2 separate regions of the Homo sapiens genome follow, and region 1 is linked to region 2. A link is a loop called in an ENCODE intact Hi-C map of the cell type or tissue named here. Cell type or tissue: heart right ventricle. All regions are shown on one strand. Links, peaks and the distances in the headings refer to the core of each region. The heading gives the core; the rest is flanking DNA. Region 1 overlaps RC3H2 (ring finger and CCCH-type domains 2). Region 2 has its middle 10 kb from the start of OR1K1.

Region 1 (5,382 bases), core at 248-5,247, 54 kb before region 2:
GGCGGAGACGCTCCTCACTTCTCAGATGGGCCGGCTGCCGGGCGGAGGGGCTCCTCACTTCTCAGACGGGGCGGTTGCCGGGCGGAGGGTCTCCTCCCTTCTCAGACGGGGCGGCTGGGCAGAGACGCTCCTCACCTCCCAGACGGGGTCGCGGCCAGGCAGAGGCGCTCCTCACATCCCAGACGGGGCGGTGGGGCAAAGGCGCTCCCCACATCTCAGACAATGGGTGGCCGGGCAGAGACGCTCCTCACTTCCTAGATGGGATGGCGGCCGGGCAGACGCTTCTCACTTTCCAGACTGGGCAGCCAGGCAGAGGGGCTCCTCACGTCCCAGACGATAGGCGGCCAGGCAGAGACGCTCCTCACTTCCCAGACGGGGTGGCGGCCGGGCATAGGCTGCAATCTCAGCACTTTGGGAGGCCAAGGCAGGTGGCTGGGAGGTGGAGGTTGTAGCGAGCTGAGATCACACCACTGCACTCCAGCCTGGGCACCACTGAGCACTGAGTGAACCAGACATCGTCTGCAATCCCGGCACCTCCGGAGGCCGAGGCTGGCGGATCACTCGCGGCTAGGAGCTGGAGACCAGCCCAGCCAACACAGTGAAACCCCGTCTTCACCAAAAAAATAAGAAAACCAGTCAGGCGTGGCGGCGCGCGCCTGCAATCGCAGGCACTCCGCAGGCTGAGGCAGGAGAATCAGGCAGGGAGGTTGCAGTGAGCCGAGATGGCAGCAGTACAGTCCAGCTTCGGCTCGGCATCAGAGGGAGACCGTGGAAAGAGAGGGAGAGGGAGACCGTGGGGAGAGGGAGACCGTGGGGAGAGGGAGGGGGGAGGGGGAGGGGGAGAGGGAGACATTTTCTTAAATGGAATCCAAAATCAAATTGCCAGTCCTTTTGTGTATTAGAGTATTATATCCAATGATCACCATAAATAAAACTCAAAACTTAGTATCAGAAAAATCTTTCATACAAATGTTTTTAACTTTAGGTATAAACTATTCTGAGAACTATAATACAGAATTTCTATTTTTGTGTAATGTTTGTTTAAGAATGAGTTTTTTAAATTATTTTTTTAAATTATATAATCCTTTTACAGTTTGGTAACAACAGAAAATGGCTTCAGCTCTTGCATACCTTTTCTCTTTACTCTGTGTTCTCAACCAAATTTGTTGCCAGTTCCTGTCATTTTTACATAACATCCCTTATATTCTAGTTATACAAAATTTTCAAATGGTCTCTTTCCACTCCCTCAAAAGGTTTTTTTGAATACATTCTTGGACAAAGTGGCATGAGGGGAAAAAAAAATACATATAAACTCGGCTTGCTATATTAATTACATGTATATTATATGTGAATGGCATATATATTTTCATGTGGCATCTGTTGCAGTAGAATTTGATATAGACTGTATTTGATTATTTAGCTGAAGAAACTTTTTGTCAAAACTGTTTCCTCCTTTTTCAATCTATTCCCATTGCCCATTGCCATTTTTTGTCTTGAGTAAGATTTAGTGAAATATTCACCAATCTGTTGATTGTTTTTGAAACAGGTATCGATTAAGGAACAAAAAGATCAATGCCACTGTAAGAACGTTTCCTCTTCTAAATAAAGTTGGTGTAAACAACACTGTCACAACCACAGCCGGAAATGTCATTTCTGTCATAGGAAGTACTGAAACAACAGGGAAAATTGTTCCAAGTACAAACGGAATTTCAAATGCAGAAAACAGTGTTTCCCAGCTAATCTCACGTAGTACTGACAGTACCTTAAGAGCTCTGGAGACCGTGAAGAAAGTGGGAAAGGTTGGCGCTAATGGTCAGAATGCTGCTGGGCCCTCTGCAGATTCTGTAACTGAAAAGTAGGTATTAGGTAAAAATGATTACTGGAAATTCTTTTTCCTTTTTAGAAATGCCTGAGTGTTTTTATTTCTGCTGATGAATACCGGTTAATCAGAATTTTTATGCAGAATATTTTGTGATGTAGAAGAAACACTAAATACTAAAAAATTTGAGTTCTAGTTTGGTTCTGCAACTGAATAGCCCTGTGAACTTGGAAAGTGGGAAAGTGACTTTAACTCTGAGTTTTGTTTTCCTCAACTCTCCCAAAGAGACTGGACCAGAATTGTTTTTTTTTCACACCTTATTTTCTTGAACTGTAGTGTTGATTCCATAGAGGTGCCAGAAAAGAACTAAATAGAAACCTAAGCAGGTAAAATGCTGAGCCTCTAGCTCTGTTTCAGTCAGAGCGCTTTCACTTTATACTCTGTAATGAGGTGTAGCACTTGGCCGGGTGCAGTGGTTCACACCTGTAATCCCAGCACTTTTGGAGGCTGAGGCATGCAGATCATGAGGTCTGGAGATCGAGACCATCCTGGCTGACATGGTGAAACCCCATCTCTACTAAAAATACAAAAAAAAAATTAGCCGGGCATGGTGGCGGGCATATGTAGTCCCAGCTACTCAGGAGGCTGAGGTAGGAGAATGGCATGAACCCAGGAGGCGGAGCTTGCAGTGAACCCAGATCGTGCTACTGCAATCCAGCCTGGGCAACAGAGTGAGACACTGTCTCAAAAAAAAAAAAAGGAGGGGACTCTTTGGAGCCACACTCTCTGGGCTTTCAAGTTCTGGCTCATGGTTTCCCAGCTGTTTGATCTTAGGCCAGTTACTTAATCTGTCTACCTTAGTTTACTCCTTCATAAAACTAGAATTATAATGGTGTCAACTTCATATGTTGGTTGCGAGGATTAAGTGAATTAATACTCCAGTATGCCTTGAACAATGCCTACCAGATAGTAAGCACTCAGTAAATATTTGCTTTATTATTATTATCACCATTAATTGTTACTGAGTGTCAGCATAAGATTTCCTTTGTCAGAGGGTTTTGGTGCCTTTAGAAAAAGGTTTTTAAATTTTCAGATTATCTGAAAAGTTGTTTCCAACTCTAAAATCTTGAGTAAGATTTAGATTGATGAATATTTTAATATTCATCAATATGTTGATGTTCAGATTTTGTTGCCTATAAATAGTCTATCAGTATCTGTTATATGCCTGCTAGGAAAAAAGCATTGTGCTAGGCACATAGCAATCAATGATGGATAGATAAGCAGTAACATTTGCTACTTCTGCAGTCAGCACATGATGGGGGAGATTGTTTATTAAAGGACTTTTACAGGCTGGGCACGGTGGCTCAGGCCTGTAATCCCAACACTTTGGGAGGCCGAGGTGGGCAGATCACCTGAGGTTGGGCGTTCAAGACCAGCCTGACCAACATGGAGAAACCCCGTCTCTACTAAAAATACAAAATTAGCCAGGCATGGTGGCGCATGCCTGTAATCCCAGCTACCTGGGAAGGCTGAGGCAGGAGAATCGCTTGAACCTGGGAGGTGGAGGTTGCAGTGAGCCAAGATCGCACCGTTGTACGCCAGCCTGGGCAACAAGAGTGAGACTCCATCTCAAAAAAAAAAAGGACTTTTACAATCTTCCCTGGGCAAGATTTTAGAAAAGATATATTTGAGAACATGGTCTAGTTAACAAATGTTATTTATGCACTCAATCTTGTAGCTGTTTTTGGCACATGAATACAAGATACTTTGCTTTTAAGGGATTTATGATATAGTTGTGGAGACAGCATTTACACATATGAAACAGTACTGAAGTTGGATTAAAGGACAGGAAAATTTTATATTGCTGGGAGAAATATGGGAAATTACAGAAAAAAAACAACATAACATGGATTAAATCTATCTGTAATTATATGGAATATTGAGGAGACCAGTCTTTTAGATCTGAAGGCTTATATTAGGGACTGGTATAAAATAAGGTTAGATAGGTTGGTGCCAGATTATGGAGACCTTATGTATACATGTTTAGGAAATAAGCTTTTGAAGATTTTTGGCAAGAAAATTTTGTAAAACTGTTTTATATCCATACAATGGAAAATTCAGCCATAAAAAAGGAATGAAGTACTATTATGTGCTACAATATGGATGAACCTTTAAACATTGTGCTAAATGAAAGAAGCCAGATACAAAAGGTCACATTTATGTTAAATGTCCAGAATAGGCAAATTCATAGAGACAGGAAGTAGATTAATGGTTTCTAGGGGTTTAGGGCTGGGACAGGAATGGGGAATGAATGCTAATGGGTACAGGTTTCTCTTGGGGATGATGAAAATGTTTCAGAATTAGTGGTGATAATTGGACAGCCTTGTGAATATACTAAAAATTACTGAATTGTACACCCTAAAATAATGAACTGTATCTCAATTTTTTAACAAAATAGACTAGGGTAAAAACTTTTTTTTTTTTTTTTTTTTTGAGATGGAGTCTCTCTGTCACCCAGGTGGAGTGCAATGGTGCGATTTCGGCTCACTGCAACCTCCACCTGCCAGGTTCAAGCAATTCTCCTGCCTCAGCCTCCTAAGTAGCTGGGATTACAGGCACCTGCCACCATGCCCGGCTAATTTTTGTATTTTTAGTAGAGACGGGGTTTCGCCATGTTGGCCAGACTGGTCTAGAACTCCTGACCGCAAGTGATCTGCCCGCCTTGGCCTCCCAAAAGGCTGGGATTACAGGTGTGAGCCACTGTGCCCAGCTGGTAAAGACTTTTAAAAAATAAATCTAAATTTTTATTGGAACACAGTTGTTCCAGTTGTTATTGGAACACAGGAAAAAGAATAATTCTATGAGAGGTATTGTGGATGGCTTCTTAGAGGTGAAGTGATGATACCTGAGCTATTTCCAAAAGTATGGATAGCAAGGAAGGAAGGGCCTTGTGGATGGAGAAGGCAGCACAGGCAAAATGAATAAGGTGTGAGAGAAGCTGCCATGGAGGAGAGCCTAGAATCCTGAAAGTCATCTAGGATAGTGATCTCATGCTCACTAGGATGTGACTGAAGATTAGCTTTTTCTATAAGTTCCAATTTTTGAGATAGCTTGCATGATTTCATGAGGTGATAAATGTTGACCTTATCATGGATCTTGTTGCCTTGAAGATTAGCTTTTTCTATAAGTTCCAATTTTTGAGATAGCTTGCATGATTTCATGAGGCAATAAATGTTGACCTTATCATGGATCTTGTTGCCTTTTTGTTGATAAGTCTATGAGTTTACCATTTCAAAGTACTAATCCAAATTTTAGGTATATAACATTTTGACATGGAGGGACCAGATAATTTATGTAAAGCACAGTGCCTGGAATAGACTCAAATAACCACTTGATAAATATTAGTTATTGTTTTAAGGAAATCCTAATCATTTTCCTTGTTGTCTCTATTTTACTTTATGTAAAGAATAAGCACAGTCCTAAAATATCTTTATACTCTAAACCCTTACGTTTGTACCTACTTTTATTACCCACAGTTCCTTAGTTATTTTTTACATTTTAAT
Region 2 (5,382 bases), core at 157-5,156:
TAACCTCTGCCTCCCAGGTTCAAGCGATTCCCCTGCCTCAGCCTTCTGAGTAGTTGGGATTACAGGTGTGCACCACCACATGTGGCTAATTTTTGTATTTTTTTTTTTTAGTAGAGGTGGGGTTTCATTATGTTGGCCAGGCTGGCTTCGAACTCCTGACCTCAAGTGATCTGCCGGCCTAGGCCTCCCACAGTGCTGGGGTTACAGGCGTGAGCCATCACACCCAGCCTTATCAGTGACTTTTAACCATTTATTCATTTAGGTGACTGGGGATGGGTCTAAGCCTGGGCATAAGGAAGGGCTAGACCGGCAGCTGGGTCCATCATGCCCAGCCACCTGGCAGCCTGGCCACCCTTCTGCTGAGGCTTTTTAAAGAATCCAGGCCAACTGTCATAAAAAATGCTCCAATTTCTGGCTTCTCAGATTGTTTCCTTATTTCTGGCAATAATACAATCACCAGAGGTGATGTTGTGTAGTTCTTACTACATAAGTCAGGGAGTATCTGATGTCAGCTTGATGATGCTAAGTTTAATCACTTGGTTAAGGTGGTGAATGACAAATCTTCATATAGTAAAATTATTTCCCCTTTGTTAGCAGAAAGAAATCTGTGTTGTGATACTTTGAGACTGTGTGAATATCCTCTTCTTACAATAACGTTTCACCTAATAGTCTTGGCATCCTTGCCTGAACCAAATTATTACATTGGGGGTATGCGTAAAGGTGATTTTCTTTATTTTAATTTCATTTCATTTTTAAGAGACAGCGTTTCACTTTGTTGCCCAGGCTGGAGTGCAGTGGCGCAATCACAGCTCACTGCAACCTCAAGCTCCTGGGCTCAAGCGATCCTCCTGCCTCAGCCTCCCAAAGTGCTGGGATTACAGGCGTAAGCCACTGTGTTTGACCTAGCGTTTGCTTTTTTTTTTTTTTCCAATACATCCTTTTTGGTTCCACCTTTTTGAGCATATAAAACATTTACCCAGTTTAAAAGCCAACAGAATATGAAGTTGTGTTCTCAGAGAAGCCTCACTCCCATTGATTCCCTCCACTCCAAGAATTTATTTTGGATTGTGAATGCTTGTGGTTAAATTTCTTGGTGTCTCTGAGCTGTGATCTCCCAAGTGAGGATAATCATAGCAACTATCTCACAGGGTGGCTGGAAGTGTTCAATGAGCTAAAGTTCTTAGCATGGTGAGGCACCTAGCAAACATTCCTTAGATCCATAGAGGTCATCAGTTTTTTGTTTTTTTTTTTTTAAACTATCCATCCTCTACAAAACCCTGATCCCACTTATTAAAAAAGGGCTTTAAGATCCCAATTCCGGCCGGGCGCGGTGGCTCATGCCTGTAATCTCAGCACCTTGGGAGGCCAAGGCGGGCGGATCACGAGGTCAGGAGATCGAGACCATCGTGGCTAACACGGTGAAACCCCGTCTCTACGAAAAATACGAAAACAAAAAATTAGCCGGGCGTAGTAGCGGGCGCCTGTAGTCTCAGCTACTTGGGAGGCTGAGGCAGGAGAGTGGCGTGAACCCGGGAGGCGGAGCTTGCAGTGAGCCGAGATCGCACCACTGCACTCCAGCCTGGGCGACAGAGCGAGACTCCGTCTCAAAAAACAAACAAACAACCCCCCCCCCAAAAAAAAACCAATTTCCCCTTGTCAACTCAAATAAATCCTATTTATCCTTGAAAATTCAGCTCAAACCTCACATCCTCTCTGGATCCTAAGTCTTTGCTGTCTCTTCAGAGAGAGGCAGTCATACTGTGACATGTCTTCCTACAGGTGATGGCAACACTGGTTAAGAAAATGGGGGCTCAAAACCTGGGTCCATCCAACACTAGCCTTGCCTCCATTTTCCCACCTGTACAAGGGGGATAACAGTAGTTGGGATAAGAGGTCAATGGGGCCGGGCACGGTGGCTCATGTCTGTAATCCCAGCACTTTGGGAGGCTGAGGCGGGCGGATCACCTGAGGTCAGGAGTTCCAGATCAGCTTGACCAAAATGGTGAAACCCCCTCTTTACTGAATACAAAAAATTAGCTGATCATGGTGGCGCACGCCTGTAATCCCAGCTACTTGGGGGGCTGAGGCAAGAGAATCGCTTGAACCTGGGAGGCAGAGGTTGCAGTGAGCTGAGATTGCACCACTGCACTCCAGCCTGGGCAACAGAGTGAGATTCCATCTCAGAAAAAAGGAGGTCAATGGGTTAATACTCAGAACGCACTTTGCACCTTGCTTAACACATAGAAATGTCTCAATAAATTATCTATTGTTGTCATCATGCTATTATTTTAATTCAACTTAAAGAAATATTTAAAGTTTTTCCGAAGTGTGAGATGGGAAATCCTGGTGACTTGAATAGCTCTGTCTCTCTTTTCTGTAGGGTAACTCTGTCTTCAGCGTGTGTGGTAGCCAAAGTTGAACTGGATTTGTTTACAGACCAGACTAGTATTTCCTTGGGGACAGGGACTGTGTCCTGTCATCTCTGATCTCTGATCTGAGCTGGCATCAGTTAATATATGCTCCTTCAGTGGGGAAAATCCCCAAGGCAACATGAGTAGGCTGGAATTCACCACAATAGGGCAGAAGATCATCTCTTATATCATGTTTCCATAAATGTTACATATTTTTAATTAGACGTCTACTACCTATGCTCACTGAGAACCAGGTAACAAACAAGATCAAGTTAAATCCTCAGCCTTGCCAAAGAGGTTGTTACCTCCTGGTTACTTTGCAGAAATGCGGGTTATAATGCAAAATGGCCACGCGGTGGCAGCAGAGGAGAAGGAATGAATTGTTTTGCTCCCATTATGGACGCTGTGCTACAGACTGCAGAGTAGGGGCCTGAGGGAGATACGTAGCACCATGTAAGAATAATGTTAGAGAATTTGTTTTTAGGAATGAGAACGGGAAAATGTTAAATACACACACTTTAAATAATGAGTAACAAAGCAAACAAAATGGTATTTGATGAAGACAACATATATACACTTGACTTTCAGATCATGGTCAACTAAGGGGGAGAAAAAAACAGACAGAAGAGAACAGGAAGGCAGGCGGCACCCACCAGCCCCAAGATGCTGCAAGGTGGGTGACTCGAGGAGACATAGCTTCTTAGTTAAGAGTACAATCTTTGTTTCAAATCCCAATCCCACCATTTGTTTCCAGTGACTTACTACCTGTGTCCCCTAGACCTGTCATAGTGAGAGTAAGGAAGCACTTTGTTTTTCAGTCTGTTGTTTTGTTTTGTTTTGTTTTTTGAAACAGGGTCTTGCTCTGTTGCCAAGACTGGAATGCAGTGGTGCAGCCATAGATCACTGCAGCCTCAAATTCCTGGTATTGTGGGATCTGGCCAGCAGCCTGCAGTGCAACGGGGCTCTCTCTTTGTTCCCAGGTGGATCGGCAGGTTGAGAAATGATAGACACACACAAGATAGTGAAAGCTGAGTCCAGGGGGGGTCACCGCCTTCTGGTCCCGTGGTGCCAACAATGCACTGGATATACCAGCATTTATTATTAAGTTTAGTGACAGCGGGGGTGGGTTAGTGAGGGATTTAGGGTCATTTGATTATGAGGTGAGATGGTCACATGGGGATGAAGTAATAACATTTGTATGTAGAAGTACAGTACATTTGTACGTAGAAGTACGGTATACAGAGATAAGAATTTACAATATAGTGCATGCATCAGTAATTTCTAACAGAGCCTTAAAACAGAAACACAATCTTTCCGTAACCTATGATTAGCAAGCTATTAATCAGTAGTAACAATTGCAACAAAAGCTGGTTACAAACAATCCATAGAAACAGGACGTGAAGCTAGAGAACCGGTTAGACCAGAAATTCTCAGAAGGGAGTATGCCCTAACCCTAAAGAGGCCTGGAAGAGCTGTGGCAAGATGAGGGCATTTATAGCCCTATCTTATCCATATGGACAGGCGCCCCCCCATGCATCCGTTTATAGGCTTTCCACAAGGGTTCCATTCCATTCCCAGAGCTATGAACATCTACTTTTCTGGGATAGGAATCTTGGTGATGTGAAACCTCCCTGACTGCACGTCCATTCATAGGTTCTCTGCAGGGGGAAGCACATCACGCGCTGTTGGCTCGTTCTGGCAGTCCAACCTGGCATTGTCTTTACACAATCCAGCATGCAATTTTGTATTTACAATAATCAGGAGCATTTCATCTTTTATTCTGTAGCAATAGTTTCAGGGGGTCTCCCTACATCCTGGGCTAAAGCAATCCTTCCACCTGGGACTCCCAAAGTACTGAGATTACAGGTGAGAGCCACCATGCCTGGCTTCTAAGCAGTTTATATTTATTTCTTAGATAATTCTCACCACTTCAGAGCTATATTATTTTCCTCATTTTTTAGTTAAATGATTTGCCCAAGGTCAACCAGTTAGTACATAGTAAAGTTAGAACTTAAACCTAGGAACTCAGAGCTCAGAACTCAGAATTTTACCACTGTCTGGGAAGCCTTACCCATGAACAGGCAATAATAATGTTTATCAAAAGAGGCTCTTGGAAACAGTTGAAGGGTGCCTGCCCCATAGTTGGTGTTATGGACTGAACCGTCCCCAACCTAGCCCAAATTCCCAAACCCCCAAAGTGACTGTATTTGGAGATAGGGCCACTGAAGGAGGTAACTAAGGTTAAATGAGTCATAAGGGTGGGGACCAAATCCAGTAAGACCACTGTCTTTAAAAGAAGAGACACCAGAGCTCCCTTGCTCTCTGCATGTGCACAGAGCAGATACATGCTAGGATGCAGCTAGAAGGCAGCTGTCTACAAGTTAGGAAGAGATCCCTCACCAGAAACCAACCCTTATGGCACCATGGTGTTGGTGGACCTCCAGCCTCAAGAACTGTGACAAGATATATTTCTATCATTACTCAGTTTGTGGTATTTTTTTAGGGCAGCTGAGCAGACTACTGTAGTTGGTGGTCAGGAAATGCAGCTCTTACTCTGTGGCTTTGTCTTTGATGTAGCTCTCCCTCTACTCCCAAGGCCTCAGTTCCTTGTCATCATCTTGGTACGCCAAAGAGTTCTCTACCTGCCTGGAAGCACCTCCAGCCCATCCAGCCTTTCCTTATCCCATTTCCTTTTTAAAAAACAATTTTGGCTGGGTGCGGCGGCTCATGCCTGTAATCCCAGCATTTTGGGAGGCCAAGGCCGGTGGATCACCTGAGGTCAGGAGTTTGAGATCAGACTGACCAACATGGTGAAACTCTGTCTCTACTAAAAATACAAACAATTTAGCTGGGCGTGGTGGTGGGCACCTGTAATCCCAGCTACTTGAGAGGCTGAGGCAGGAGAATCACTTGAACCCGGGAGGCGGAAGTTGCAGTGAGCCGAGGTTGCGCCATTGCACTCCAGCCTGGG

What was found. Hi-C counts contacts between places; a loop is a spot of excess contacts. Peaks named below come from ENCODE experiments on the same cell type or tissue, not always from the same donor. Only the 100,000 strongest peaks of a DNase experiment are listed, where the experiment ranks them.
Region 1: a loop joins it to region 2, with 2.5 times the contacts of the local background. A loop is called at or near these places in 1 of 110 quality-filtered maps.

What each region holds. Positions count from the first base shown.
Region 1 is chr9:122,861,822-122,867,203 of GRCh38, reverse strand. RC3H2 (ring finger and CCCH-type domains 2) reads left to right here. Exons shown (of 21, transcript NM_001100588.3): 10 at 1,547-1,855. Among named protein-coding and RNA genes, the nearest start is that of SNORD90, 16 kb to the left of the region's middle. In heart right ventricle, for the core only: no CTCF peak of the experiment used is centred there; no DNase peak of the experiment used is centred there; H3K4me3 peaks cover 737 bases; H3K27ac peaks cover 2,303 bases.
Region 2 is chr9:122,807,898-122,813,279 of GRCh38, reverse strand. No RefSeq gene overlaps it. Among named protein-coding and RNA genes, the nearest start is that of OR1K1, 10 kb to the right of the region's middle. RefSeq lists a silencer at 2,700-2,869. In heart right ventricle, for the core only: a CTCF peak has its summit at 2,758 (motif pointing right); a DNase peak (open chromatin) is centred at 2,769.